Regions from separate parts of the Homo sapiens genome. Here all the other regions are linked to region 4. Evidence: chromatin loops called from intact Hi-C (ENCODE). Cell type or tissue: PC-9. All regions are shown on one strand. Links, peaks and the distances in the headings refer to the core of each region. The heading gives the core; the rest is flanking DNA.

Evidence for each region. Hi-C counts contacts between places; a loop is a spot of excess contacts. Peaks named below come from ENCODE experiments on the same cell type or tissue, not always from the same donor. Only the 100,000 strongest peaks of a DNase experiment are listed, where the experiment ranks them.
Region 1: a loop joins it to region 4, with 12 times the contacts of the local background. A loop is called at or near these places in 2 of 110 quality-filtered maps.
Region 2: a loop joins it to region 4, with 8 times the contacts of the local background. A loop is called at or near these places in 13 of 110 quality-filtered maps.
Region 3: it touches region 4 in a loop (3-fold over the local background); 2 of 110 quality-filtered maps call a loop at or near these places.

The regions. Positions count from the first base shown.
Region 1 is chr11:70,155,029-70,162,714 of GRCh38, forward strand. ANO1 (anoctamin 1) reads left to right here. Exons shown (of 26, transcript NM_018043.7): 15 at 883-960; 16 at 1,919-1,993; 17 at 6,133-6,334; 18 at 6,594-6,705. Among named protein-coding and RNA genes, the nearest start is that of FADD, 44 kb to the right of the region's middle. RefSeq lists enhancers at 316-816, 817-1,317 and a silencer at 7,499-7,665. In PC-9, for the core only: CTCF peaks have their summits at 3,326 and 3,537; a DNase peak (open chromatin) is centred at 4,743; H3K27ac peaks cover 1,749 bases.
Region 2 is chr11:70,188,467-70,196,152 of GRCh38, forward strand. ANO1 (anoctamin 1) reads left to right here. Exons shown (of 26, transcript NM_018043.7): 26 at 1-1,064. Among named protein-coding and RNA genes, the nearest start is that of FADD, 11 kb to the right of the region's middle. RefSeq lists an enhancer at 3,447-3,506 and a silencer at 7,637-7,686. In PC-9, for the core only: CTCF peaks have their summits at 3,263 (motif pointing left) and 3,466; a DNase peak (open chromatin) is centred at 3,235; H3K27ac peaks cover 642 bases.
Region 3 is chr11:70,135,941-70,143,626 of GRCh38, forward strand. All of the region lies in intron 11 of ANO1 (anoctamin 1), which reads left to right. Among named protein-coding and RNA genes, the nearest start is that of ANO1, 61 kb to the left of the region's middle. RefSeq lists enhancers at 4,839-5,652, 5,653-6,464. In PC-9, for the core only: no CTCF peak of the experiment used is centred there; a DNase peak (open chromatin) is centred at 4,311; H3K27ac peaks cover 1,717 bases.
Region 4 is chr11:69,947,326-69,955,011 of GRCh38, forward strand. No RefSeq gene overlaps it. Among named protein-coding and RNA genes, the nearest start is that of LINC02753, 110 kb to the right of the region's middle. RefSeq lists an enhancer at 997-2,196. In PC-9, for the core only: CTCF peaks have their summits at 2,922 (motif pointing right) and 3,128; DNase peaks (open chromatin) are centred at 1,376, 2,236 and 2,936; H3K4me3 peaks cover 821 bases; H3K27ac peaks cover 2,949 bases.

The DNA of each region.
Region 1 (7,686 bases), core at 1,260-6,259, 210 kb after region 4:
TCCCGGCCCCCAAGCCTGGGTGAAGATGTCTCAGGAGTCAGTGTATGGCCTCCAAGACAGCCCACCCTGTAGTTGTGTGGTCGCACCTCTTGCAGTGAGCATAGGTGGGTATTTAATTCCTTCCTAAGGGGCAGAAAAGGGCTTTTGTGACACACACTATGTCCATTTAAGGCAAGGGACCTAACCAAGCCACAACAGCGAATCTGGGCAACAGGTGCCGGAAGGAAGCCACCTCTTGGATACAGGGTCCCTCCGCCTCTGTGGCCCGTGGCTTGGTTTCAGCCCAGGCTCTCTGATCACATGAAAGCAACAGAGGCATGGGGGTTTACTTTTGCAGAGCTCAGAGGCACCCCCAGGCCCTGTCTGCTTCTGACGGGCCGTACCCTTTATTTCCTCCTCTGTTTCATTTGGCTCCCAGTGGCTGCTCTGCGGTTTTGATTTCCCTCCAGCTATGGCACTGAATTCATTTATGGAAAGAGACCCACCACCTAATTGGCGGATGTGCTTGGGCTTCTGGGTGTGGCTTCCTTCTTGCTGTCATAAGATGCTGGTGGTGACCTGCACATTTGGCCACTACCTCCCGCTGGAATCCAGCCACCATCTGTGAGATGGGGCATGACGCGGTCCAGTGGAGGGTGCGTGCTGGAGTCTCTCCCGTCTCCACCACCTTTGTTACAGATGTTCTTTCCGAACGTAGGTCTCTGCCGTCTCTTACTTGTTTAAAACGCCCAGAACCCGAGTCAGCCTTGGCAGTGAGCTTACGGCCCGCACCAGGAGGGGCCAGCCTGCTGCCAAGATGGGGACGGTTCCCTGGGCCCCGCGGTCTGCGGTGCCGCCTCCCACTTCACCGCACGGTGCTCTCTTTCCCCCACCCCCCCTCAGAAGCGCCGGCATATTCCAGAGGAGTCAACAAACAAATGGAAGCAGAGGGTTAAGACAGCCATGGCGGGGGTGAAATTGGTACTTTTCTATTTTGCGGGCAGCGCGCGTCTTGACTGTTTGCAGGCAATCAAAGTCGATTGTGTTTTTCCTCAACAAACTGTTGTATATATTTTTTTTTAACATTCACATCCGTGTTTCTCTGTCTTCCTTCGGCACCCAGTGAGCCCAGCATGTTGCGATGGCACTGCATGGCTATGGTGGGTCTGCGGTGGCGGGGACGGGGGTGGGGCTCTGGCTTGACTTGGAGCTCGTGAAACGTGCTTGTCACAACTGCCTGCAAGTGTTTCTTGGTCTCCTCGTTAACATGCATGCCACCCACCCCAGAACGAGTGGCCTCCGGTGTCATGCCCGTCTGCATTCTGTGACCTAATACATGCATTTTCCCATGGAAAAATCCACCCCCATTTGAAACATCCCGGATTAGTGATGAGCTTCTACCTAGGGTTTCTCCAGACCAAGCCAACCCTGGGTTCTGAGAGCCTTCAGGACATGTGTCACCGCAGACGACGTTTTAACTTGTAGTGCTAGCTGCTTGTTTCAACTTGCTCCACAAAGGAAAAATAACTATTATGGTCTGGGTGGCACTGGGAAAACATCTTCCATCTTCTAGACCTAGAAGTGAGACTTTTAGCTGAAGAAATGGACTCCAAGTCCAGGTTTCTCCCAGACGTGGGTCCAACAGTCTTTAGAAAGGCAGCTGGCATTACAATGTCCTACACACAGAGGAATCACAGTGTTAAACGGTTCTTGCTCCCGTTATCCTGTGACATAGGTGATAAACCCCGAAATGCTTCTTGGAACCCTATGCGTTTGCACTGGCTCATCACCTGTGGGCATTTTTGAGGTTTTTCTGAGTATTTCTGTTGTTCAAGTTGTCCCTGGGCCCATGCACGCACGCACATGCACCCACGCTGACACACAGAGATGTCTCATCGTGATGGTTCCAGACAGTGACCGGCATTGTTTTGTGTTGTAGACTGACAAAGTGAAGCTGACATGGAGAGATCGGTTCCCAGCCTACCTCACTAACTTGGTCTCCATCATCTTCATGGTAAGTTCCAGAAGGTTAAGGCCAGACGAAGTCAGGGGAAACCGCAAGGAAGTGATTGGCTTCAGCCGGGCGTGGTGGTTCACGACTGTAATCCCAGCACTTTGGGAGGCCGAGGCGGGCAGATCACTTGAGGTCAGGAGTTCGAGACCAGCCTGGCCAATATGGTGAAACCCCGTCTCTTACTAAAAATGCAAAAATTAGCTGGTGTGGTGGTGCATGCCTGTAGTCCCAGCTACTCAGGAGGCTGAGGCAGGACAATTGCTTGAACCCGGGAGGCAGAGGTTGCGGGGAGCCAAGATCACACCACTGCACTCCAGCCTGGGTGACAGAGCAAGACTCTGTCTCAAAAAAAAAAAAAAAAAAGGATGCGATTGGTGTCCTCCAAGACCTGATTCAGCCTTTCACACGGTGGTGCCACTGGTCCCAGGGTGCGCCGGCCCCATCTCCTCAGGGCAGTGGGTGGGGAAGACTCACCACTACCCCTAAAATGGGAAGAGACCAGGGTTCCAAAGTGACCCCCAGTGGGGGCTTCACACGCCAGGGAGTACATGAGATGATTTCTGTGGTCCCTGATACACAGCTTTCATTTTGAGAGACACAATTATTTGAGTATCTAGTAATTCAAGCCTGGGATTCAAAGATATCATTTAAGATGAAACTGAAGACTTTTTAAGAAAACCATTAAATGGGCCGGGTGCAGTGGCTCACACCTGTATTCCCAGCACTTTGGGAGGCCGAGGCAGGAAGATTGCTTGAGCTTAAGAGTTTGAGACTAGCCTGGGCCACATGGCAAAACCAAAAATACAAAAATTAGCTGGCGTGGTCGTGCGCGCCTGTGGTCCCAGCTATTCGGGAGGCTGTAGTGGGAGAATTGCTGGAGACTGAGAAGTCGAGGCTGCAGTGAGCTGTGGTCACGCCACTGCACTCCAGTATGGGTGACAGAGCGAGACCCTGTCTCAAAAAAAAAAAAAAAAAAAAAAACCTGTTTATGTTTATTTTGTGACCAAAACATGACTTGAGCCCTGATACAGGCATCAGCATTAAATTAAGTAAAAACAAATTTTTAAAAATTTTAAAAAAGAAAACTATTAAATAAATAACATGCAGACAGGACACGATAGTGCTACTCAGGGACCACAAGTCTGTGACGTGGCTTGTGGGCAAACATCTTGTGGCTTTTAGGGGATTTCAATCCCAGGGACTTCAACCCCCAATGGATTCGGCCTTGGCCGCCTGCTAGCTGTGTTTCCATCACCCCCCAAGTACTCGGAGCCAGCCGTGGTCATGTTACAAATGACCCTGCCCTCGTCCAGCCCAACAGCTTGAAGGCAGCGCCTCCTGTGGCCACCTAGCCCCGAGTCCTGGTACTGGAGCCCAGGTTGGCAGCTGTGCACTGAGGGCCTCACCAGAGCGTCTCATCACTGGCCAGTCCTGGTACCATCCCCCTCCTGCTGATACAGAAACTAAAGCCAGAAGGCTGCACTTCTCCTCCAGTGCCAGCCAGAGGTGGTGGCTGTGGTCACCATGTAGTCACTGGCATATGCCTGCAGAAGCTGGTGCCAGTCAGGCTGTCTGCTCCAAGATCCATGCCATTCTGTAGGAACTTGGAGAGACAGAGGCGGGGGGCTGTCTTTGTTTTCTGGGTTGAGTGAGGGGCCAAGGGCCCCCTGACCAAGTCATGGAAGAAGTGGGAAGATCCAGTGTCCCCTCATGCTCTTAGGTACAGTAAGAGGGACGCTGGCCGACATAAAGAAGTCCAGAGGAGGGTGGCCTCAGTGGTGGGGCCTGCTCATCCCCCTTACCTGGAGAAGGGGACCCCCTCGGTGGGGGCTGGGGGCTGGGGGCTGTTGTGCTCTCGGTGACTTGGTGGGAGGGCACCCGGCCTCGTGCTGAGGGGATGTGTCCCCTCTGGCCAGGTGCCAGGCTAGGGGGTTGGGAGATAACCGGAGCCTCCCCATCCCTCACCCAGGGGAGGCTAGCCTGAGGTTCAGCCACTCCCACTGCAGAAGCAGCAGCATTGTCGCAGAAGGGCCAGTGCGGGGCCGGGAAGGAGGTGGCCGTCTAGGGCTGGTCTGGTGGCCCCACGATGCCATCAGAGTCACTGGCTTCTCTGACCTTCTGCTAGCCTGTCCTAGGAGTGGGTCCCCTCTTGGTCACAACATGGCTGCTGCACCTCCAGCATCACTTCCACTCTCCAGGCTGGAAGAAGGGGAAGGGTGGGGGAAGAGATGGGCCAGGGGTGGCAGCCCCTGTCTGAAGGTGCTTTCGCAGAAGACCCACCACACCTCTGCTTGCATCTCATTGGTCAGAACTGTTTCACGTGGCCACCTCCTCTGCAGGGAGGCTCAGGAATGAGCACACACTGCCATCTCAGCAAGGCGGGATGGTAGAGGAAAGACAGAGGATATTGGATAGGGAAGTAGCCGGCTCTTTTCCCAGCCTTGACGTACTGGTAAACCCCTGTCACAAGGGCTTCATAGGGTTGAAGAGGACACAGCTTTGTCTTCAACTTGGGAGTTTCATTCAGCGAACAAACGTTGGTTGAGCACCTAGGATGTGCCCCACACGCCCCTGGTCCTGGGGATGCGGGGGAGATGGACCAGGGAGACTGGAAGGGAGCCTGCTGCAGGGCGTGCCTGTTGTGGGCCCGACTGCCCCATGGCAGGGCAGGGGACGCGCCCGCTGGGGTGGAGGGCCTCCCTCGCTGAGTCACCCACAGGCCTGGCGCTCCAGCTGCACCTCCGCATGCTGGCACGGGGACAGACATCCTGGAGGCCTCTTGGCAGGACCGAGGGGTTTTCCAAGGAAAGCCCTTGTTCCCCGGAGCTGGCCAGGGAGTGGTCCCCACGCCTCGCAGCAGGGCTTCTCCTTAGTCAGGGTGTGGTGAGGGCTGCAGGCATTTTCCTGGGCAGGGTGCAGTCACCATGTGTCACTGGCAGATGCCTGCAGAAGCCGGTGGTAACGGCCCAGAACATGAAATAAGAGCTTTTCTAGGTTTCTGAAAGCTGCAGACACCCTCTGGGGCAAACAGACCCATCCCAGGCTGCAACTGGGAGACACACAGGGCAGCCCCAGGCCTCCTGGGCCTGCCTGTCCTGGGAGCCACCTGTGACTGTGCCAGCAGGGACCGGACCTGCCCTCTGCACCCTTGCATGGGAGCAAATATGCGATTTCCTGGAACACGGGGACACAGGGTGACAAGACAGCCTGTGTCCTGCGGGTGGTTTCACGCCTGGGTGAGGAGCCTGGCTTTGCTGTGTGCTTCTCCTGCCCAGCCCTCGGTCCATCCATCCTCAATGAGGGCTCAGAATGGGGCATCCACACCCCTGGGCAGGGCGGGGCAGGGCAGGGTGAGGGAGCCCAGACAGACAGACAGACAGAGGTGTGTGGAACAATCTTGTCATTGTAGCCAACTCCCACCACGGTTTCTCAGGCAACCACCAACCCAAGTTTTATGGAATGTTCTGGTCCCACGGTATGTTTGGCAAGAGGAGGGGCTCACTCTGGTGGGAGAGCTAGAAGGGTGCTGCTGGCTGGGAGAAGGGACCCAAAGCATCTCCAGCCAGACCCAAAGCCCTGCCCCATCCCAGGCCACACCTGCCTCCTTTACCAGGGGAGTCCCTGGGAGGTGGCTGTGAGAGAGGCACACCTCAGCCCTGCACCACCTGAGGATGTCCCTGAGCTCACCATGGGTTGGGGGAGAAGCCCCATCCCGCAGTCAGTCTGCTCTGGGACAAGCCACTGGCATGGCGGCCATACTGTGTCCTGGGCTGTGCTTGGGGATGGTGCCTGGGCTCCGGGAAGATGGTAGCACAAAGATCTTGTGAACTGCAGGCTTGGGCAGACCGCCTGGTAAATCCCAGCTCCTGAGCTGGGTGACCTGGCCTGTCTACGTAACCTCTCTGAACCTCAGTGTCCTTGTCCATGGAACAGAAACTAGCCCCTCATCCATCTGTCTCTGGTGGGTTAATGCACAGAAAGCCCCTGGCATTTGGCAGGTGCCCAAGAAATGTCAGTGCTTGTTTTGAAGCAGAAGAGCGGGAAGGTTGGGGGACAGCTGGACTGAGGGAGCAGATGGGGCAGGCCCAGGAAGGTCCTGGGTGGGCCCCCAACCAAGAGTGCCCCTTTCCCCCCTGCAGATTGCAGTGACGTTTGCCATCGTCCTCGGCGTCATCATCTACAGAATCTCCATGGCCGCCGCCTTGGCCATGAACTCCTCCCCCTCCGTGCGGTCCAACATCCGGGTCACAGTCACAGCCACCGCAGTCATCATCAACCTAGTGGTCATCATCCTCCTGGACGAGGTGTATGGCTGCATAGCCCGATGGCTCACCAAGATCGGTGAGTGCCCATGTTCCAGGTACTGTGGCCTGGACTCAGGCAGCTGGAGTCGCCTGCCTCTTGCTGTGCATCCTTGAGTTTGTTGCTTAACTTCTCTGGGCCCCAGCTCCCTGGTTCTCAATGGGTATCCTGAGCACAGGCCATGGTGCGCCTATGAGAGCCGACTGAGTGACTGTGCCAGTGGCCAGCCAGAAGCTGGACCAGGCTGTTGGGGGCCATCCCAGCCACAGCCTCAGTATCATCCTACCCCTCCCTCTAGAGGTCCCAAAGACGGAGAAAAGCTTTGAGGAGAGGCTGATCTTCAAGGCTTTCCTGCTGAAGTTTGTGAATTCCTACACCCCCATCTTTTACGTGGCGTTCTTCAAAGGCCGGTAGGGACATCTTCAGCCTTTCCCCAACCTCGCTTCTCCCAGGTCCAGGAGAGGGCTCTCCCTCCCCACAGGTTGGGGGCACCTGGAGCCCAGGGCAGGGCAGACACCGTGGCACCCGCAGCCAAAGAGGGTCAGGGAGAAGGCCTGGGCCCTGCTGAGGCTCCAGAGCAGCGGGACCCTGGGCAGCAGGGAGTCCAGGTGGCAGGGAACCCAGGCAGTGGGGACCCCAGGCAGTGAGGACCGGGGAGTGAGGACCCGGGAGTGAGGGCCCTGGGCAGTGAGGACCCTGGGCCGTGGGGACCCCAGGCAGTGAGGACCGGGGAGTGAGGACCCGGCAGTGAGGGCCCCGGGCAGTGAGGACCCGGGAGTGAGGGCCCCGGGCAGTGAGGACTCTGGGCAGAGAGGACCTCGGGCAGTGAGGACCCGGGAGTGAGGGCCTTGGGCAGTGGGGACCCCAGACAGTGCAGACCCCGGGCAGTGGGGACCCCAGGCAGTGAGGACCGGGGAGTGAGGACCCGGGAGTGAGGGCCCCGGACAGTGGGGACCCCGGGCAGTGGGGACCCCAGGCAGTGAGGACCCTGGGCAGAGGGGACCCCAGGGACTCCAGGCAGTGGGAAGCTCCAGCAGCAGGAAGTCCAGGCAGAGAACCCCAGAAGCCAGCTCCAGGTGCTCCCACGGCAGGTAGGGAGGAGTCCACGTAGGGAGGAGTCCACAAAGTGGGGACAAGGAGAGAGGAGGGTGTGGAAATGCGGCTGCTGGCCACTTGAGCCCTCTTCACAGCTCCTGGAGGAGTGAAACCTTCCACGCCTGGGCCCTCTGGAGCCATCCCAGGCTGCGGTGGGGCCTGCGGCCCACCCACAATGATGCCCCCCACCCCCACCACCACTCCTGCAAGGGACTGGCTGGTCTGATCTCAGAGCCCCCAAAAAGGCTGCCTCCTCCACATCATGTGATTCACCAGTGCCATGCCCGCCCTCCTGG
Region 2 (7,686 bases), core at 257-5,256, 240 kb after region 4:
ATGATTGATTCCGGTTCCAAAAGGTGTCACCTACCTGTTTCAGAAAAGTTAGACTTTCCATCGCCTTTTCCTTCCATCAGTTGAGTGGCTGAGAGAGAAGTGCCTCATCCCTGAGCCACACAGGGGGCGTGGGAGCATCCCAGTTATCCCTGGAAAGCTAGAAGGGGACAGAGGTGTCCCTGATTAAGCAGGAAACAGCACCCTTGGCGTCCCCAGCAGGCTCCCCACTGTCAGCCACACACCTGCCCCCATCACACCAAGCCGACCTCAGAGTTGTTCATCTTCCTTATGGGACAAAACCGGTTGACCAGAAAATGGGCAGAGAGAGATGACCTCGGAAGCATTTCCACAGATGGTGTCAGGGTTTCAAGAAGTCTTAGGGCTTCCAGGGGTCCCCTGGAAGCTTTAGAATATTTATGGGTTTTTTTTCAAATATCAATTATATGGTAGATTGAGGATTTTTTTTCTGTAGCTCAAAGGTGGAGGGAGTTTATTAGTTAACCAAATATCGTTGAGAGGAATTTAAAATACTGTTACTACCAAAGATTTTTATTAATAAAGGCTTATATTTTGGTAACACTTCTCTATATTTTTACTCACAGGAATGTCACTGTTGGACAATTATTTTAAAAGTGTATAAAACCAAGTCTCATAAATGATATGAGTGATCTAAATTTGCAGCAATGATACTAAACAACTCTCTGAAATTTCTCAAGCACCAAGAGAAACATCATTTTAGCAAAGGCCAGGAGGAAAAATAGAAATAAATTTGTCTTGAAGATCTCATTGATGTGATGTTACATTCCCTTTAATCTGCCAACTGTGGTCAAAGTTCATAGGTGTCGTACATTTCCATTATTTGCTAAAATCATGCAATCTGATGCTTCTCTTTTCTCTTGTACAGTAAGTAGTTTGAAGTGGGTTTTGTATATAAATACTGTATTAAAAATTAGGCAATTACCAAAAATCCTTTTATGGAAACCATTTTTTTAAAAAGTGAATGTACACAAATCCACAGAGGACTGTGGCTGGACATTCATCTAAATAAATTTGAATATACGACACTTTTCTCACTTGAATGCTGTCTGCCTGACGTCTGCCTGGGAAACTCACAGGCCGTCCCCAGAGTCCAGTGACCCTGCAAACTCAGCACTGACGGACAGGCATCTCTTTCCTTTGGTGCCGGCCTGCGCATGGCTCTAAATGTTCTTGGGACTTCATCTTTCTGTACGTGTGTGCATTTGTGCATGCACATGTGTGTGCCTATTCATTTGCATGTGTTTTGCATGCATCATGTGCACGCATGTTCGCATTTGCTTGTGTGCATGTGCCTGTGTCTTTACATGTTTGTGTACATCACGTGTGTATGTATGCATTTGTATTTGCTTGTATTTGCATATGGGTGCAGGTGTGTGTGCATGTGGACACGTGTGCATATATGCATGTGTGTGTATATGTCTATGTGTGCATGCACGTGTGTATACAGTGCGTGTGTGTACTTGTGAATGCCTGTGTTTATGTGTTTGCATGGTTTATGTATGTATTATCCGTTCTCACACTGCTATAAAGAACTACCTGAGCCCAGGTGTGGTGGCTCACACCTGTAATCCCAGCACTTTGGGAGGACAAGGCGGGTGGATTGCTGGAGGTGAGGAGTTCAAGACCAGCCTGGCCAACATGGCAAAATCCCATCTCTCCAAAAAAAAAAGTTACATAAAAATTAGTCGAGCATGGTGGCGCACACCTGTCATCTCAGCTACTGGGGAGGCTGAGGCAGGAGAATCACTTGAACCTGGGAAGCAAAGGCTGCAGTGAACCGAGATCATGCCATAGCACACCAATCTGGGTGACAGAGTTAGACCCCATCTCAAAAAATATATAAATAAATAGAACTACCTGAGACTGGATAATTTACGAAGAAAAGAGGTTTAATTGACTCACACTTTTGCATGCTTAACAGGAGGCATGACTGAGAGGTCTCAGGAAACTTAACGATCGTAGCAGAAAGCAAAGGGGAAGCAAGCACGTCTTCACAATGGTGGAGCAGGAGAGAGCGAGCAAAGGGGACAAGTGCCACATTTTCAAACCATCAGATGTTGTGAGAACTCACCCACTATCACAAGAACAGCATGGCGGAAATGCGCCTCATGATTCAACCACCTCCCACCAGGTCCCGCCCTCGACACGTGGGGATTACAATTTAACATGAGATTCAGGTGGGGACAGAGCCAAACCATGTCAGTGTGCATCACCCCAGGGTTCACACACGTGTTTGCCTTTGCCTGTGTTTGTATATGCATATGTGCTGTGTGTGTGCATATGTGCCGGTGTGTGTGCATATGTGCTGGTGTGTGTGCATATGTGCTGTGTGTGCATATGTGCTGTGTGTGTGTGCATATGTGCTGGTGTGTGTGCATATATGCTGTGTGTGCGCATATGTGCTGGTGTGTGTGTGCATGTGTGCTGTGTGTATGCATATGTGCTGTGTGTGCATGTGTGCTGGCGTGTGTGTGTGCATGTGTGCTGGTGTGTGTGTGCATATGTGCTGGTGTGTGTGTGCATGTGTGCTGGTGTGTGTGTATATGTGCTGATATGTGTGCATATATGCTAGTGTGTGTGCATATGTGCTGGTGTGTGTGTGTGCATGTGTGCTGGTGTCTGCATATATGCTAGTGTGTGTATGCATGTGTGCTTGTGTGTGTGCATATGTGCTGGTGTGTGTGTGCATATGTGCTGGTGTGTGTGCATATATGCTAGTGTGTGTGTGCATGTGTGCTGGTGTGTGTGCATATGTACTGGTGTCTGAGTGTGCTTGTGTGTATGCACAGATGTACCACATATTCCTCTGTGTTTGTGTGTGTGTGTGTGTGTGTGTGTGTGTGTATGTTGGGATGGGGGATTGTGGTCACACTTTCTAGCAGGCTCTTCCAAGAATCCCATATCTCGACCTCTGATCCCACAACCCAACAGACTAGTATTTAGGGTTTCATGGACCCCAAATTTCTTCAAAACGTTTTGGGACTGACCTTGGGTTGTCAATGTTTTCATTTGGGCAAGTGGGGACATTTTTTTAGAACCGTCACCTATAATCACTATCACTTCATAAAAGAACGTATATTTTTAACAGCGTCAGCAAAGCAGTATGGCGCTTCGGGCTGGGGACAGTGTCCTTGTGCGGCCCTCGGCGTCGGCCACCTTCCCTTCACCGCCAGGACAAGGCAGGGCCTCTTTCGACCTGTGGCAGGCCTCGGGCGCCCCCTTGTGCTGGCTCTCCTCAGCACAGCGCCTTGCCACCTTGGTCAGGCGCATCCTCCTAAAGCTTGGGCCCCACATTCTCGATCCTGTAGGGAGGGCCCAAGGAGAACGGCACCCACTTTCTCAATCCTGTAGGGAGGGCTCAGGGAGAACGGCACCCAGGATTGGCATCGCGGGAACCCCTTCCCTCTGCCCTCCTGTCTCCATGGGTCCTCCCAGAGCCTGGGAGGGCACAGGTGGGGACCTTCAGCCACATCTGATAGATGAGGAAACAGGCTCTTGACCAAGATCTCAGGGCGCTTTAATGCCAAGTCTGAAGGCCAGACCTCATAAACATGTATGGAACATTCAAGAAACATTTATTGAACTCCTACTGTAGGCCAAGTGCAGCGGCTCATGCTGGTAATCCCACATGAGGGATTACTGCATTGAGAGGCCCAGACAGAAGGATTGCTTGAGCCCAGGAGTTCGAGACCAGCCTGGGCAACATAGCAAGACCCTGTCTCTACAAGAAATAAAAAAATTAGCTGGGCATGGTGGCGGGCACCTGTGGCCCCAGCTACTCGAGAGAGTGAGGTAGGAGAATCACTTGAGCCCAGGAGGTCAAGGCTGCAGTGAGCTATGATTGCATCACTGCACTGCAGCCTGGGCAACAGAGCAAAACCCTGTCTCAAAAAATAAATAAAAATTAGACCAGGTGCAGTGGCTCACGTCTGTAATTCTAGCACTTTGGGAGGCCGAGGTGGATGACTTGAGGCCAGGAGTTCAAGACCAGCCTGGCCAACAGAGTGAAACCCAGTCTCTAAGTAAAAAAAAAATATATATATATATATATATATATATATATATATATATACACACACACACCAAAAAAAAATGAACTCCCACTGTGTGTCAGGCACTAGGACGAGAAGGGTGAAGAACAAGGACACAGCCCCTTCCCTCCCACATGACATTCTCACAAAGGAAGTCCAATGCTGAACCAGAAAATCAACCGTGGAACCAGACAACTTCAGAAAAGGGAGCGCTGATGAAAATCCAGCAGGGAGTGTGACTGACTGAGGGTGAGTGACTACACTGCGCAGGGAGGCCCCTTGGGACTTGAGCAACAAGGAGCCAGAAACACACAACAGTCGGTGCACAGGCCAAGGCAGCAGCTGCTGGACGAGCTCCAGGAGCAGAGGGGCAGGGAGGTGACAGGAGACGCAGGAGAGGTGGCTAGAGACGACTCATGCAGGGCTCCGGCTGAGTGAAGACTTTGAACTTGGTGGTAGGTGCCATGGGCAGGGCTGGGCAGTGTCTATGAGGGCAGTGATGGGATCTGACTTATGTTTGGGGTCATGGCTGCTGTAGGGTGGAAACTGCAGCCAGTGCCGCTATTATACAGATGGGCACAGGAGGCTCAGAGAGGCTCAGGGCTCCACTGCAGCCATCCACAAGCTGGCAGCACATCACCCCTTGGACCCAGGAGCCTGGCACAAAAAGTCTTCTACTACTGGTCCCTAGAGTAGTGTGGCTGGGGGCAGGGTTGGGGGCGAGCCCAGCGGGCCCTGAGGTCTGAGGGCACCGGCTGCACCACCAGGCCTGGCAATGACACACTGGTGGCCGGCCATGCAGGTTCCGCTGCTCTCCTCTGAGGGTGGAGGTGGACCATGAATAGCATCAAGCCCAAGACAACCTCTGTTCGGTAGGTTCAGCACATGTTAACTTTTGAAGTTAATTTAATATATGAAAACCAGGCATTTAAAGTCCACGTTTGCATGTTCTGCTGAGAAATCACACCTTCTGCTGCACAGCCCCACGTTCGCCAGGTCTCATGCTCACATTCGACTGCAGCCCGGTGGGGCCTGCCCTTCCTGAGTCTCCTCACCCTCCCAAACATGCCTGCCCACTGGCTATGGGGGCAGCTGAGGCTGGGGCCTCCCTAGACAAGCCTCAGACCAAGGTCCCTGTCTGTGGATCTGGAACCAGCAGTGGGATTGAGAGCTTGGCCAAAGTGTGTGCTTGAAGCAGGGCTGTCTCCACCCCAAGGCTGGACTCAGAGCCCTGCCCAAAGCACTCACATCACCAAATCCTACACACTCATCTTCAGGCCCCCAGGAGTCATTTGTGTGCCCCTGACCCCAGGTGATATGTGTCCTCACATGTCAGGCAACATTTACCTGCCCATGTTTTGTAAGAGCCACAGCAAAGAACATAAATGCTAACACTTACCAGAAAACAGGCCAGAAGGAAGTACTGGCACAGTGCCAGGCACAGAGGAGGCACCAGAAAGTGCTGAATTAATGAATAAGCAAGCAAGGATTAGATGGATAGATGGATGGGGGATAGACGGATGAACGTTTGGGTGGTGGACAGATGGATGGATGGATGGAAGCATGGATGGATGGATAGATTGATGGATGGATGTGTGGGTGGATGGATGGATGGATGGATGGATGGATGGTGGATGGGTGGATGGATAAATGTGTGGATGGATGGATGGATATGTGGATGGATGGATGGTGGATGAATGGATGGATGGATGGATGGATGGATGGATGGATGGATTGGGTGAATGAATGGATGTGTGGATGGATGGATGGATTGGGTGAATGAATGGATGTGTGGATGGATGGATGGATGGATGGATGGATGGATGGATGGATGGATGGATTGGGTGAATGAATGGATGTGTGGATGGATGGATGGATTGGGTGAATGAATGGATGTGTGGATGGATGGATGGATGGATGGTGGATGAATGGATGGATGGTAGATGAATGGATGGATGGATGGATGAATGGATGGATGGATGGATGAGTGGATGGATGGATGGATGGATGGATTGGGTGAATGAATGGATGTGTGGATGGATGGATGGATTGGGTGAATGAATGGATGTGTGGATGGATGGATGGATGGATGGATGGATGGATGGATGGTGGATGGTTGGATGGATGTGTGGATGGATTGGGTGGATGGATGTGTAAGTGGATGGATGGATTGGGTGGACGGATGGATGGACTGGGTGAATGGATGGATGGATGGTGGATGAGTGAATGTGTGGGTGAATGGATGCATTGATTGAATGGATGTGTGAATGGATGAAGGGATCGAGTGGATGGATGTGTGAATGGATGGATGGATGGTGGATGAGTGAGTGGATGTGTGGGTGAATGGATGCATTGATTGGGTGGATGGATGGATGGATGTGTGGATGGATGGTAGATGGGTGGGTAGATGGTAGATGGATGGTGGATGGATAGATGAATGGATAGAAGGATGGATGGATGTGTGGATGGATGGATAGATGGATGGATGGATGCTGGATGAATGGATGGATGGATGGTGGATGGGTGGATGGATGTGTGGACGGATGAATGGGTGAAAGGATGGATGTATGGATGGATGTGTGGATGGATGGATAGATGTGTGGATGGATGGGTGGAAGGATGAATGGATGGGTAGATGGGTGAGTAGATGGATGGATGGATAGGTGGATGGACGGATGGATAGATAGATAGGTGGATGGATGGATGGATGGGTGGGTGGATGGATGGATGGATGGGTGGATGGATGGATGGATAGATGCATGTATGGGTGGATGGATGGAAAATAGACTGACAATTGGGTCTTTTTGCCTTTGAGATGAATGGGCCTCAGGATCAAGTTAGCAGGAGTGTTGGTGGAGGAGGTAAGGGGGTAGTGGAAGGTAAATCTGATGCCTTCTGACCTGAAGACATGCTCACAGCAAGCAGTTCACCCCCACTCACTCACACAGCCTTGGCAGAAGAGCAAAAGGCAAAGAGACAGCTTATGCCTGGAGACATGGGACCAGCCCAGGCATTTTCATCTGGCTTCCTCAGATGGGATGGTGTCTGCTGCCCCTGCCAGAGCCTGCCCAGAATGCAGCCATGGGGCAAAGGCTCAGCAAACACCTCATTTCCTCAGCCCTGCCAAGTCATGTATTTACTATTGTCCATTTCCCTTCCCTTCTCCCCCTCTTCCTCACACAATTTTCATTAAAGTAAAACATAGAGAAAATTGCACAAAAGTGTACAGTCAAGCAACTTCCACAAAAAAATACACACTTTTGGGGCTGGGCACAGTGGCTCACGCCTGTAACCCCAGCACTTTGGGAGGCTGAGGTGAGAGGAGTGCAGTGGTGCAACCTTGAGTTCAAGAGTTTGAGACCAACCTGGGCAACATGGCAAGACCCTGTCTCTACAAAAAATAAATTTTTTTTAAAAAAAAGCTAAAAATTAGTCAGGTGTTGTGGCATGCACCTGTAGTCCCAGCTACTTGGGAGGCTGAGGTGGGAGGATGGCTTGAGCCTGAGAGATCAAGGCTGCAGTGAGCCGTGATTATGTCACTGTACCCCAACCTGGGCAACAGAGAATTTGTCTCCAAAAACAAAAACAAAATCCCACTTCTGTAGCCAGGACTCAG
Region 3 (7,686 bases), core at 1,493-6,492, 190 kb after region 4:
CGCCTTCCAGGTCACCTGTGGGAGTGCCTACTGGGCAGGCATGGGTGCCGCAGCCACAGAACGAGCCCCTCCCCCCAGACCTCCCTCCTTCTGGGAGTTCCTGCTGCAAGGTCGTCCTTTGAGAGGATGCAGGCAGCGCAGATTGGTCAACACCCTGGTTGTTTGGGGAGAAACCCTCAAGGGTCTGGTCCCTCATGCGTTGGGCTGGCTAGCAGCCCTGTGGCCCCCAGGCCTGTGGACCCTCCAAGACTAGAGCGTCCAGGGCTGGCTGACCCTGCTGGAGGCTCTAGACCTGGGCCTGATTCCCAGGGGGCAGCAGCTCTGGGCTTGTCGGTCCCCTGTGGTTCTCAAACTCGGTCCCACAGGCCTCTGCAGGAACCCGCACCAGTCAAGAGGTTTAAGTGCAAGGGAGGGATGCCTGGGTACAGCATGGATGTTGGCATCTCGTCTTAGGTGCCCATGACCCTGAGAGTGAGTGTCGTGGGACCTGCAGCACCAGCACCTCCCTCGCCTCACCCTGGCCTCAGTCCTGATTTAAATGAACATCGTCCTTTGGCCGATTTCATGTTTGGGGCTTCTGCCTGGAGTTTGTTAGGGGAAGATGGGAGTTCCTCTGCTGAGGTTCGAAGGCTCAGCCAGGGCCTGCAAGCCTCTGTGAGCAAGTGAGGGCCCAGGGAGAGTCAGGAGAGGCCTTTCCTGGTGAGGTCAGGTGCCTGTCGTCGGCGTCTGCACTTGCCTGGAAGCCGCCCTCAGACACGCTCAGCTCCACCACACGAGGGTGTGGGCAGAGCAGTGTGAGGGACAGGTCTTGCTTTCCCGGGATTCCAGTCACAGGTGGGGACAGACACGCACAGAAATCAGCATAGCCTCGAGATAAATGCAGTTGTTTCTCTTCGTGGACAAAGGCGTTCGATTTTCCAGAGGAGGCCAAGAATGGGAGCCGTGGGTCCGTAGCTTGGTGTAGGGCGTGAGTTCCAGTGGTGAGCAGTGAGACACGCTGAGCTGGGCTGGCCAGGGAGGGGGTGAGCGCCCCGTGCTGGGAAGCATTCAAGCTGAGGTTGGAGGACTTCTTGCTGGGGCAACTGCAGAGCATTGGGAGGTGATGTCTATGTGTGATCCAAGGCCACGTGGCTTATTGGGAAGATTCCCAGGCCTACAACCCAGCTCTGGTTTTTAATTTGGGGATCAAAATGTATCGTAAATTTAGAATTATAAATGTAGGGTCAGCAGCAGTCTGTCACCGCTGAAGCACACGTGCCAGAGCTCCCGTTGTTTATCACACTGTATCCGAACAGCGGAGAACCTGTCCCCATTTCACAGAGGAGGAAAGTGAGGCTCCATTGGCACAGCCGGGAACTGAAGCCACATCTCTCTGAGCCTGTCCTCTCTCCCCTGCCTGCCCCTGCCTGCCCCTGCCTGCCCCTGCCTGCCTCCCTGGACGCTGCGTCCATCTGGAACTATCTCCACAAACCCCCCACCCCCCCACCCGCCATCACCGCTGTCTGCTGCTCCTTCCCTCCCTCGCCTTCCTAGAGACCTCAGCACCGGTCAGATCCCTCCCTGTCTCCCTCTCTCTGATCATGACCCAGGAGGCTGTGACTCCCCAGCCTCCTGGTGCCCCAGCTCCAGGCTGGGAAGATCCACCCAGCGGGGCCCGGCCTGCCCTGGCAGCCCACTTGACGGTCACTGGATTACTCAGGCTGACTTGGCTGCGTAGTAGGACGGTTAGATACAGTCAAGGGGTTCACAGTGCCAGCTCCGGGGCCCGGCTCAGGTTCAAATCCCAGCTCTGTCACCTGCCAGCCCTGTGACCTGAGAACTTGCTTCTACTCTCTGGGTCCCAGGTTCGCATCTGTAGAACGGAGACACAGTCCCACCCCACAGGGTTGCTGGGAACATGGAAGGAGTCACTGCATGCAAAGTTCTTAGGGCCATGCCTGGCTTGTGCCTGGTGCCAGTTGCTACGTTGCACTGGCTGTTAAAAGTGAGCTGTTGCTTTTTGAAATTTTGAAAACGTAGCCTTGGGTCCTAGGAGATTGAGCTTAAACCTAACCTCTCACCTTGTGCTTGGTGGCCTCTGTCCATTCAGTGACTTCTTCTCCTTCAGAAAAGAATAACAGCTGGCTGGGCGCGGTGGTTCACGCCTGTAATCCCAGCACTTTGGGAGGCCAAGGCGGGCAGATCACCTGAGGTCAGAAGCTCAAGACCAGTCAGGCCAACATGGTGAAACCCCGTCTCTACTAAAAATACAAAGATTAGCTGGCCGTAGTGGCACGCGCCTGTAGTCCCAGCTACTTGGGAGTCTGAGGCAGGAGAATCACTTGAACCCGGGAGGCAGAGGTTGCAGTGAGCCAAGATCACGCCACTGCACTCCAGCCTGGGCAAAAAGAGTGAAATTCCATCTCAGAAAAAAAAAAAAAAAAAAAGGCTGGGCGCAGTGGCTCACGCCTGTAATCTCAGGAGACTAAGGCAGGAGAATCGCTTGAACCCAGGAGGCAGAGGTCGCAGTGAGCCAAGATCACGCCATTGCACTCCAGCCTGGGCAAAAAGAGTGAAAGTCCGTCTCAAAAAAAAAAAAAAGAAAAGAAAAGAATCACAGCTGAAGGTAGGTGAGCCTTATTTTGTGCCAGGCACTGTCATGAGCATCTCCCGCGTGCTGACTCACTAACTCCCCCCGAAGGAGGTAAATAGCTCTATGACCCCATCTGGCAGATGAACAAACTAGGGCAACCTTCCCAAACTTACACCCGCTCGTAAGCAGGGCTTGAACCCCAGAATTCTGGTTTCTGAGCCCCAAATACTTTTTCATAACTTTTTTTTTTAGTTGCAGTTTTTTTTTCTTTCCAACTTTTATTTTAGGCTCAGAGGTGACATGTGCTGATCTGTTACATGGGTAAACTGCGTGCCGTTGGTTTGGTGTACAGGTTATTTTGTCACCCAGATAACCAGCACAGTACCCGACAGATAGTTTTTCCATCCTCACCCTCCTCCCACCCTCCACCCTCGAGTAGGCCTCGGTGTCTCCTGTCCCCTGCTTTGTGTCCCTGTGTACTCAATGTTTAGCTCCCACTTAAAGGTGAGAACATGTGGCATTTGGTTTTCTGTTCCTGCATTCGTTTAGTCCGCTTAGGATAATGGTCTCTAGCTCCATCCATGTTGCTGCAAAGGCCTTCTTTTTATGACTGCGTAGTGTTCCCTGGTGTATACGGACCACATATTCTTTTTTATTTTTTATCTTGAGACAGAGTGTCTGTCGCCCAGGCTGGAGTGCAGTGGCACAATCTCGGCTCACTGCAAACTCCGCCTCCCATGTTCAAGTGATTCTCCTGCCTCAGCCTCCCGAGTAGCTGGCATTACAGGCACCTGCCACCATGCCCGGCTAATTTTTCTATTTTTAGTAGAGACGGTGTCTCACTCTTGTTGTCCAGGCTGGAGTGCAGTGGCGCGATCTCAGCTCACTACATCCTCTGCCTCCCATGTTCAAGCGATTCTCCTGCCTCAGCCTCCCGAGTAGCTGGGATTATAGCCGCCCGCCACCACGCCCAGCTAATTTTTGTATTTTCAGGAGAGACGGAGTTTCACCATGTTGGCCAGGCTGGTCTTGAACTCCTGACCTCAGGTGATCTGCCTACCTCAGCCTCCCAAAGTGCTGGGATTACAGGTGTAAGCCACCACGCCCGGCCTGCACCAAATATTCTTTACCCAGTTAACCATTGATGGGCATCTTTGTTGATTCCATGTCTTTGCTCTCATAAGTAATGCTGCAGTAAACATATGCATACATGTGTCTATGGTAGAACAATTGATATTCCTTTGGGCATATACCCAGTAATGGCATTGCTGAGTTAAATGGTACTTCTGTTTCAAGTTATTTAAGAAGTCTCCATCTTGAGCCCCAAATACCTGACTCTAGGCCCTACTCCGCGGGCATTACTAACTGGCTCCGGCTGGCGTGTGTGCTGAACACGTGCCTTGCTTGTTCCTGACTGGATTACCTCCAAGTTTTTCTCTCACCTAGAGTAGTTTCCCCGTCTGACTCCACAAAAATACACCTCCTTCCCTTTGGGAGCTGCGCTGAGGACTGCCTCCGTGCCAGGCCCCGGGCTAAGGGCTCTACACCGGCTCTCTCTGTAACCCCACAGCAGACCAAGGCTCTGTTCTTTTCTCTGTTGAAGACGCTAAAGTGTTCCCAGAAAGGGGTCTTGAGCCACACCCCAGGAGAGGGTTTTTGGATCTCACACAAGAAAGAATTCAGGGTGAGTCCACAGTCTAAAGTGAAAGCAAGTTTATTAAGAAAGTAAAGGAGTGGCCGGGCTCAGTGACTCACATCTGTAATCTCAGCACTTTGGGAGGCCAAGGTGTGTGGATCACCTGAGGTCACGAGTACAAGACCAGCCTGGCCAACATGGTGAAACCCCCTCTCTACTAAAAATACAAAAAATTAGCCGAGCGTGGTGGCAGGTACCTGTAATCCCAGCTACTCAGGAGGCTGAGGCAGGATAATCGTTTGAACCCAGGAGGCGGAGGTTGCAGTGAGCCGAGATCATACCATTGCACTCCAGCCTGGGTGACAAGAGCAAGACTCTGTCTCAAGGAAAAAAAAAAGAAGAAGAAGAAGAAAGAAAGAAAGTAAAGGAGTGAAAGAATGGCTACAGAATAGGGCATTCCCAAAGTAAGAGGAGGACCGTGCCTACCCTAGGTACAGTGCTTGTTTATGTAGAGGATAACAAAGAAAATCATGGGGAGATATACTCTGCTACAAGGGTTTGTGATAAAGGATTAATTGTCTTAATTACTATATTTTGTGAGAATCAATATTATTATCTCTAAAGCGAAATTAGGAATGCTTTTGTTCTCAACATCTCGGGATATCAGGACATTCCTGAGTCTGGGTCTGCTTAGTAAACATTATCAATCTGTCCCTTAATGTAAACATCTAGAGGCTGGGAATGCCTCACTTTCTGGGAATACAGCCCGGCAAGCCCCGGCCTCATTTTTCCTAGTCCTCACTCAAGATGGAGTCTCTCTGGTTGGAATGCCTCTGATAGAAGCACAGAGAGGGTAAGCGACTTGCCCAAAATCACACAGCTAACAGGTCCCTAACAGACGTCTCAGATGCGCACCCCGGCCCATCTGCCTCCAAGGTTTCAGCACGTGCCCTGGTCCCACCTCTCTGTCCAAACGTTCCCTCATGCAGGGCCCTCTTGGGGTAGCAGGAATGTACCGTAAGCCAGTAGCAGGGGACATGTAGGCGTAGTGCTACTGAGCGCGCCGTCCCCCATGGGCTGTGGCCGTTCATTTGGTGGCCCTGTTTCGAGAAGCCAGCTTGCCTGTTTTGCAGTTCTTCACTGCACACCTAGTGCCTTGCGCCCCAAGAGCTGCGGGCCAGCCCCTTCGTAGCAGATGGCTACATTCCCCCGACTCTGGGAGTGGGGGACTCTGTGCCTGCTGACCCCGCGGGAGGCTTTGCTGCTTGTCTCACCCCTCCCTAGCTCCACTTCAGCCCTGGGAGACAACAAATGTGCCCCGACTGTCAAATACAGTCAAGTACAAGTTCCGTCTGCACGCTCCCATTTTGAGCGGGGGCGGGGGGAATTCACAAAAAAGCCAGGCCACTCCCACGAAGCATTTGCTTTAGAGAAAAGGAGCTTATTCTAAATCAAGACAGGAGCAACAGGAAAGAACCTACTGCGGCTGAGAGGTGTGAGCGGAGAGGGGAGGGACAAAGCCCCCATCCCGGGCCCTTTTCACACTGGCTGTCAAGGGTAATTACCAGGGATCTCTCCTTGTGTGTTTTTTAATCCCTTATTCAATTATTTGTTCTTTACCCTCTAAGGGATTATTTTTCCTCTGGTGTTTCTTCTCCGCTTGTGTCCTTTCTTTTCCGGCCTCCAGCTGTTCACATTTCTGCTCCTACAATGGCAAAGAGACAGAAACCTGTTACTGCCTGGCAGCCGGGAGCCTGGTCGTGGCCACCCGCCCGCCGGGGTGTGGGGGTCCGTATTCACGGTGGATGAATCACCTCCAGCCTGCTGTTTTAATCTTTGCTTCCACTGCACCGTGGGGTCCAGCTTTCCTGGAGCTGACACGTTGGTCCCAGAGACTTCAGCTTGCTGCTGTCTGGAATTTCTGACATTTGAAAGCCTCAAATAAGATGTCTCATTAAGCAGCCTTGAGCCCTATTTAGCTATTCACTTGGATCCATTTTCTGAAATTATAGCATAATAATGGGGTTTTAACTGCTTGTCAGTTCCACGAAGAACAAAGGAGTTTATCTGATTTGAGCCTGGCTGCAAAAAGCCGGAGAAAGATGGTCCCAACTTTAATGAAATGCCAGAGATGGAACTGGAACCCCTCCCAGGGGCTGGGCCTGAGATTTTACATGGAGTTGACAAGTCACCCAGCTGAGTCACTCCCAGCTAGGTGGGGACGAAGGGGATGCACTGTGATCGTCTGCGGGAACTAAACTTGTTCCAGGGATAAATAGGTAGGGTGCCCGGTGACTCAGAGCGAAAGAGAAGGCTGGAGGCCTTTGTGTCCCACCCATCTCTGCCGAGCACTCTCGTGCAGGACCAGAGCCCTGCCCCCGCCCCGCCACTCCCCAGGAGACCCCTCTCTAACCTCTAGTTCATGGAAATGGAGTCTGCACTAAGCAAACATTGCACTTCTCGGGAACTGGAGGTTAGCAAAGGGTGGTTTCTATTCCCAGGGGGTGGGTGTCTTAGTCTGCTCCAGCTGCCATAACCAAATACCACGGACAGGTGCCTGCAACAACAGGCATGCATTTCCCACAGTTCTGAGTATGGAGAAGTCCAAGATCAAGGTGCCAGCTGATTTGGCCCACGCCTTGGCTTTCAGACAGCCACCTTCTCCCTGTGTCCTCAGGTGGCAAAGGGAGAGACAGGAAGCCCGTTCTCTGTTGTCTCCTCTTCCAAGGGTACGAATCCCATCACGAGGACCCCACCCTCATGACCTCAGCTAAACCCGATCAACCCCCAAAGGCCCCATCTTCAAATACCATCACCTGGGGGGTCAGGGCTTCCATGTGAATTTGAGAGGATGCAAGTCAGGCCAGAGCAGGGGGTCACATTTCAAGAAGGGAAATGGATAGGGACCCCACATGCACAGTCCAAGCAGGATGCACCCCTGCTCTGTGGTCATGTGTGACTGTGCCCTGCCTGCTTCCCAGAGCTGGTGGGCTCAGGGGTGGAGGGCAGAGGCTTGGAAGACGCGACCCCTGCCCGTGAGGAGCATGGATCTCACTGGGGAGATGGGGCTGTCCACTGGGCAGCTACAGAGCGGGTTGCAGCTCGCTCAGGGGAACCAAGAGAGTGTCAGATGAAGCACCTGAGATTGTGCCCTGGTTTGGGCAACAGCATCTCAGGGGAGAGAGAGCTCAGAAAGGGAGTCCGCCAGCCAGCTAAGGAGGTGCCGCGAAATTAGGGAAATTGGAGTGAAGCCTGAGTAGTAGAGACATTGGCATAAGTTGAGGCGGGGTGGGATGCAGCCTGGGAGGAGAGGCAGCTAACCTGATGGATGGAGGGATGGTTGGAGAAGGACGGCAGAAAGACGGAGGGGTCGGTACTTCCAGATGCCTGCTGGCAGCCTACGGAGCTTGTTCAGAATGCAGATTCCGGGGACCCTGGGTGACTCTGTAGGTCAGAGATCTGCATTTTAACAAGCTCC
Region 4 (7,686 bases), core at 1,008-6,007:
ATATTAATTATCTATTAATTATAATATAATTAGTTATTATTAATTATATTTTTAAATATATAATTAATTATATTATATTTTATATACAATATATTTTAATATATTTTTAATATATTTTAATATATAATTAATTATAATAATTAGTTATTATTAACTATAATAATTAATAATACAAGTATTAATTATAATAATTAATAATACAAGTATTTATTATGAATTATGAATTGAAAATTACTAATACAACCTAAATATAAAACCTCCAAGTTCAGAGTTTGCCTGGATTTCAGTGGAAGCCGCGCCCCCACATCGGTATGCATTTTGCCTTGCAGGAGAGTGCGGCACCTTAGGAGCACTGTTCTCAGCACAGGCACTGCACCTCTGCATCTTTGCATGATTTTCTGCTGGGTGGAAATGGTGTGTCTTGTAGAAGGAGCACTTTGATCTGACTTGCATAAAGTTGCCACAACTCTAGAAGCAATCTAGAGGCAAAGCCACCTTTCGTGTGAGCTCAAGACAGAATTCAGAAGCCTAGAGGCAGGGAAACCCACGCGTCCAGATTCCATCCTTCCCAAATGTTCTACATTGTGAAACAAAGAGATGAAAACCCGGAGAGGTCAGTGGTCCCGTTCAGGCCCATTGAATACTCTGAAACATTGGGGCAACCCCAAGGCTCTGAGCATTACAGCTCATGGAAATCTCCCAAGGGCCTCAGCTCTGAGTGACACCCATCCCAGTTCACCTGGGTGTTCCTTGGCACAGGGAAAATGGCCGGCCTCGCCCCATCCCATGGCACCCACCTGAGCTGACCGGCTCGGCCCTGCAGCCAGCGATGGCCATATCCAGGCCACACGCCCCAACCTCCTGTACTTCAGGATCCTTCGAGAACTTTCTTGAAATCCCTGGAGAGTCTGGTTCTGTGGGTCTATGAAAGGCCCTGGGTACTGGTGCTTTTTTAAAACTCCCTGGTATTTTTGACTCACAGCCAGGTGGAGCTGCGGTTCCTCCTGGTTGCCAGGGCAGCCTTTGCCCCTCACAGTGAGCGTGCACGTGGCGTCCCAGAGCCTGTGCTGGGTGGGCAATGCTGAGTCCACAGACAGCCTCAGCGAGCCCCCACCCTACTGCTCTCCTAGACGTGCCCACGAGTGAGTGCGGAGTAGCTTCCCCAGCCCTGCTCCCCACCGGCCTCCAGGTCCTGGGTCTTCCCTGCTGATCTGAGCCCCTCCATTGCCTGACACCAGCGAAGGGGGCACAACTTCACACTGGGCTCACTTCGTCAAGGGGACCCTGAGTCACCAGGGTGTGTCCAGAGAACAAAGACCGGGCAGGGGAGGGGCAGGACAGGACAGGGTGGCTCAAACTTCCAGGAGCGCTGGGCTGGAGGCCTCCTGATATCTGCGAGGCTGACTCACGGTGGAGGGAGCAGCCGGCTGTGCTGTCCTCATGAGCAGGAGTGGCCGTGATAAGGGACAGATTTTAAACGATTAGAGAAAGAGCCCTCTGGCAGCCTGTGCTGCCCGGCCTCCTGGAGGAATGAGGCCCCATCCCTAGAAGCGTGCCAATAAGGAGGGGTGACGGTGACCCACCCGAAAGGGGGATCTGAGAGAGTGTAATGAAGGGACTATTATAAAAGGTGTGAGCAGAGAAAGGGGAAACCCAAGGAAGGGGGCGTGCCCAGAGCCCCCCCACTGGCAGCAGCAGGTGGGAGCTGTGGAGTCTTTCATCCCAAAGGGGGCCGAACAGGCTGGAGCCAGGCTGGAGGAAGGACCACCCAGGAGAAGCCACCTCCTTTAGCAAAGGAACCAGGCCATGGCAGACAGGGAGCCAGGGACACATTCCTCAACTTCTCTCTCCCCTGAAAATTATTCTCCCATCAGCCAAACTGAACAGAGGACACAGGGCAAGGAGGATGTGGGGGCATGCACAGCCCTGTAGGTCAGCGCCCAGGGCACAGGGCTGGGGAGGAGGGTGGAGGGTGGCTCTTAGGGACCTGGGGTGGCCCATTAAGTCCACTGCTGGGAAGAATTTGGGGTAAACCAGGCCCTGGCTCCTAGCAGGATCAGGATGCGGAGCAGAAGCTCACGGATGTGGCCATCTTCCCGGGCACATGCACTGCTTTGGAATTGGCCATCGGGGCTTATGGGTCAAGTTGGACTTGCTGGGTGATGTCACCCCCAGTGCAAAGAATCAGGCTCCCCACCGGGGACTTCTTGGTGACTCACACAGGCCAGCCCTCTCCCGGAGTGGTGAGGCAGCTCTTTGGATGACAAACTGGGCAGGAACAATGAGACAGTGTGGGCCTGCATTCCTGAGAATGAAGGGATTTCCCTTCCAAGTGCAAGGCTGTCCTGTGCTGGCCTCACCCATGACCCTACTCTGCCTCTGGGTGCTGCAGTGTGGCAGGTGCCCACACTGGCCCCCAGAAGGGCTGGAAGGAGGCAGGGAGGCTGGCTTATTGGCTCACCATTCAGCCCATGGAGCCAGGAGACCCTGAGAGTGACCGAGGGACCTTGTCGAACACTTTGGAAAGTCACAAGAACTGGATGCGGCTGACCAAGTTCCACAGGTCATGGGGGAAGAGAGAGAGAGCTGTTTGCTTCAGCAGGAAAATGCATCCCAGGAAAACAAAGTGCCGGGTCCAGCACCCACACACGTGCAGCCCATGGGGATACGACTAGCAGAATGACTAGGACCCACCTAGATATGGGTGCAGTCGCTTCCTAAACAATCGATTCATTTTCCAATTCATTGTACCATCATTGCCCATCTTAGCTGGAAGCCTAGACTCTTCCTCCTGAAGACTCACCCACTGATGTAGACCGTCCAAGAACATTAGGACTTACACAGCCCATAGGATTCACTCTGATTTCCAAGCCAAAGACAGAGGGCACTAGACCATCAATCCACAGAGCCCCTGGTTTGACCGAGGTTGTTTCTGTTGCCACCACAGGGTGTCGCTGTTGAACACTGGGTTGTGCATCCAGGCTCCCTGCCATGGGGGGACCTGCTCAGGCCCTCCTGGTGCCCCATGCTTGGCTCCAAAGGGCTGTGGATTCAAGGCTCGCCACTGTTCCCCATCAGGAGCCCCCATCGCTACATAGGCAGGACCAACTCCCTGCAACCTTGTGCTCAGCTGGGAAGCCGGTGGGTGGGGTCCCGTTGAGCACTGTGGGTTCTCAGGGCCCTCTACTGTCCGTGAACCTCAGTTGGAACCATTCTAGTCCATCCAAGAGTCTCTTAAGGGGGCCAGGGCTCCTACTCCCATCCCACCAAGAGGCTCCTTGCTCCCTGGACAGATCTGGCCACGTCCTTCCCAGCAACCAGCTCAACAGGGGTCCTGGAGAGAAGGAGATTGTCAGGCACAGAAGGTTCTGCTCTCATCCTCTCCAGACCCCACAGACCTAGCCTTTCTCCACGCCACCACTCTCTTTATCCCTCCAGTCAGAAAAGCAGATAGCACCTTCCCACCCTTCACCACAATAAAAAAAAGTGACATTTCACTCCACCTGACACCCTGCCAGTTGGAACTGAAGTCTGACGCTGATGATAACGGCCTGGATCCTGAGTTCTGGGAGTAGGACCCTGGGTTGGAGGTGGAGGAGGAGTAGGGGAAGCTGGGCAGGGAGAGGCACCGGGGGAAGGGAAGAGAAAGAGGAGGAAGAACAAGTTCTCCTTTCCTCAACTCAGGACCGCACTATTAGGAACATTTTGAAACAGAAGAAATGGGACTTTGTCCTCCTTCCTCCTTTATTTGGCAGTTTTGTTTGTCCCAGTGCTGCTTGCTCAAGCTCCCACGGGTAGCACTCACCTTCCTCCGTGTCCTGGGATCCCAGACACACCCCAAGAGAGCCTGTCCCAGCAGTGCAGGGCATCTTCATTTGGGTGTTAGCAGGAAAGCACACTGCACAAACAAATTCACACTAAAGTGAGAGTGGCTGATAGATAGTGACCCCTCTAAGAGCTAGGAGCATTCTCTACAGAAGTGGTTTCAGAGCCTAATTATTCACTAATTGGTGGGCTTCACACCCAAGTCAAAGGAAACATGGGCAGTGTTGGGGGGATACCTGGAGGGGGTGGGTGGAGCAGGTCACCCCTGGAGCCACAGCCTCAACATCACTCCTGCTCTTTGTGAGTTCCTTCCTCCTCTCGCCTCTGCACCGAATGTTTCTGTCCTGGCCCCCCATGAGGATAGGGGGCCCAGGTAGGATGGTGGACAGGTGGCCCTGGACTGAGGCCTCGAGGGACTGAGCTCTGGGCAGGTCAAGGGGATGCTGGCCTCCACACCAGAGACCCTAAAAGGACTGCCTTCTGTGGACCCTGAACTCCGCAGCACCATCCTGAGATCCTCGCTGCCCCCAGAAGACCCTCCGTTTTCACCGAAGTGAACTTGGCCAGAGTTAAGCTGCCCAGGAGTAGCATCCGGAGACTAATTTGAATTCCCAATGCCCCACCCATCCTCAGTGGTGGATCCAAAGTGGACAGAGCCTGCCTTTACCCATAGGGAAAACCACAGGGCTCATACCTCCCTGGGCCCCAGGAGCTCAAGCCCTTCTCAGCCTCCCTTGGACAGTTTCAGAGACATGGGGGTCACTCGAGTGACGCAGGGCCAGCCTTGCTTACAGAAGCCCATGACTCACCATGGTGGCGTCCGTGAAGGGCTCCCTGACCAACGTGGGCTCCTTCTCACAGGACCCTGCCTTCGGGGGTCAGGGACACGACCACCAGCTCCCCACCACTCGGCACCCCTGTCTCCTGTCAGCTGGGAGGTGGGCAGAGGGCCCCTCTGTCAGCTGAGCCCAGTGTCCTGGCATCTCCTGACTCAGGGTCAGGTCAGGCAGGTGAAGGCCCCACAGATGTCTAGGAAGCACCTGGTCTGCCTGGGCCAGGGCAGGGGTGGGCAGAGCCAGGCTCACTGAATCAGTCACTCAGATTCTCAGAGCTCCAGGTGCCTCATCTGGAGAACAGGGAGAATGAGAGCACCTCTCTGAGGATCCACGCCAGAACCCAATAGCCAAAGGGATTCACAGGAGCAAGGGAGGGTGAGTGAGGTCTGCAGCCCAGCAGGCAGACGGGGCGAGAGCCCGCGCGCCGTGAGCACAGCCAAGCACCGAGCTCATGTACCATATACGGTTTACGGGGTGAGAAGAGCTGGTGGGCTGTGAGCACAGCCAAGCACTGGGCCCATGTACCATACACAGTTTATGGGGTGAGAAGAGCTGGTGGGCCGTGAGCACAGCCAAGCACTGGGCCCGTGTGCCATACACAGTTTATGGGGTGAGAAGAGCTGGTGGGCCATGAGCACAGCCAAGCACTGGGCCCATGTACCATACACAGTTTATGGGGTGAGAAGAGCTGGTGGGCCGTGAGCACAGCCAAGCACTGGGCCCGTGTGCCATACACAGTTTATGGGGTGAGAAGAGCTGGTGCGCCGTGAGCACAGCCAAGCACTGGGCCCGTGTACCATACACACAGTTTATGATAAGAAGACGATGAGTGTGGTCATTATGGTTTCCCTGTTGTGGAGCAGGCAGATGAACAGGCAGCTCTAAAAAACAAGGAAAGATTTGAGAAGAGAGAGAGAGACAGAAGCAGACAGAGAGAGACACACACAGAGGGAGACAGAGAGACAGAAAAAGAAACAGAGACAGAGATAGCGAGAGAGAGAGAGAAACAGAAATACAGGCATAGAGAGACAGGGACAGAGAAAAGGAGAGACAGGTGAGAGACAGAGACTGAGATCGAGAAAGAGACAGGGACAGAGCAAGCTAGCCAGGGAAGCCCAGAACCCTTACAAGGAGGGTCTCCCAGATGGGGAAGGGGGAGAGGGACGGCATCATCTTCACAGACAATTCGGCGCTGGAAAAGACCAGCTTGAAGAGGAAGCGGGGACTTCTGAACTGTGGGAGAGGCATGTTGAAGCCCACATGGTTTGTCTTGGTGGCCAGGGGTTCCCCAGCAAAAGAGAGCCATGGTTAGGGTGAGGGAAATGTGGATGGGCAGGAGCCCATGCAGGAGCAGAATGTATTTTATCCTGTGGGGATGAGGAGTCCCTGAAATCATGAGCCAGCAGCACCTTTGGATGGAACAATCCAGTTTAGAGCTGGAGCTTTGCTGGCAAGACTGGAGGAGGGATGGAGGCTGAGTGAAGTCCGCAATCACAGCGCAGCTGGGCAAAGCAGGTGGTGCAGGAATGAACGCTGTGCTGAGGGACCTGAATCCTGGTGGAGGGAAGGCCCAGGCTGCTCCACTCTCCGGGGCAGAGGAGAGGCGGGAGGGAGCAGACACCTCGGTGCCCCACCTGTCACAGGGCACCCAGGTAGCAAAGTGGTCTCCTGTGTTGTGGCGCGAATGAATGGATGCATTTACTGGAGAGACATTCATAAGCAAAGAGCCCTGTAAGAAGGCAGATGAAAATCGGGCCAGCCTGGCTACATGGTTTGCAGGGCCCAGTGCAAAATGAAAATGTGGGGCCCCTTGTTCACAAAACAGAGAAAAGAAACATGACTCAAGGCACAAAAGTAGACAGCTTTTTCCTCTCATCTGCAGCCCCTTTCTTGGCTTCTTATGATGTTTTTTTGTTTGCCTTTCCTGTTGTCATAGAGCAAAGTTAAAATGTTAAATGATTGGCATGCATCTCAGCATGCTCATGTTTACCTTGCAAGATGCAACTAGAAGAGCATTTAACACACGTGTAGAATCATGGAAATTACACCATTCGGATCTCATAGCTCATACATACCTATATATTTTATTTATTTATTTTGAGACCGAGTTTCACTCTTATTGCCCAGGCTGGAGTGCAGTGGCACGATCTCGGCTCACCGCAACATTTGCCTCCTGGGTTCAAGCGATTCTCTTGCCTCAGCCTCCCGAGTAGCTGGGATTACAGGCATGCGCCACCACGCCCAGCTAATTTTGTATTTTTAGTAGAGATGGGGTTTCTCCATGTTGATCAGGCTGGTCTCGAACCCCGACCTTAGGTGATCCACCCGCCTCGGCCTCCCAAAGTGCTGGGATTACTGACGTGAGCCACCACGCCCAACCTGTTTTTTTGGTTTTTTTTTTTTTAGACAGGGTCTCACTCTGTCTCCCAGGCTGGAGTGCAGTGGCGTGATCTTGGCTCACTGTAACCTCCACCTCCAGGATTCAAACAATTCCCCTGCTTCAGCCTCCCAAGTAGCTGGGACTACAGCACCCGCCACCAAGCCCACCTAACTTATTTCGTGTTTTTAGTAGAGACAGGGTCCCATCATATTGGCCAGGCTGGTCTCGAACTCCTGACCTCAAGTGATCCGCGCACCTCAGCCTCCCAAAGTACTGGGATTTCAGGTGCAAGCCACTATGCCCGGCCTACCTGTGTATTTTAGATTCTGCAAGAGTAGTGGAAGCACAGCAGAAAATCATCTCAGCTGTTTTTATTTCACTTCTTTTCCGTCCCCTCTAGGTCACCATTTCCAGTGTCAGGGGCCGGCTAGCAGTAAGAAATGACAGGATGGCCTGCTTGGTCGTCTGTGTTTCTTAGAACTCTCTTGCCTTCTTCTGTGAATTCTGGCTTGAGTGGAATACGTGGCCCGAGGGGCTGTTAGGGTCCCGGGCACTCAGCCTTCGCACACTGACCTTGTCCTCACTTTGGGCTCCACTGAACGCCCAGGCATCGCGGGTGCCTCGGACTCTGTGCTTTATGAGTAT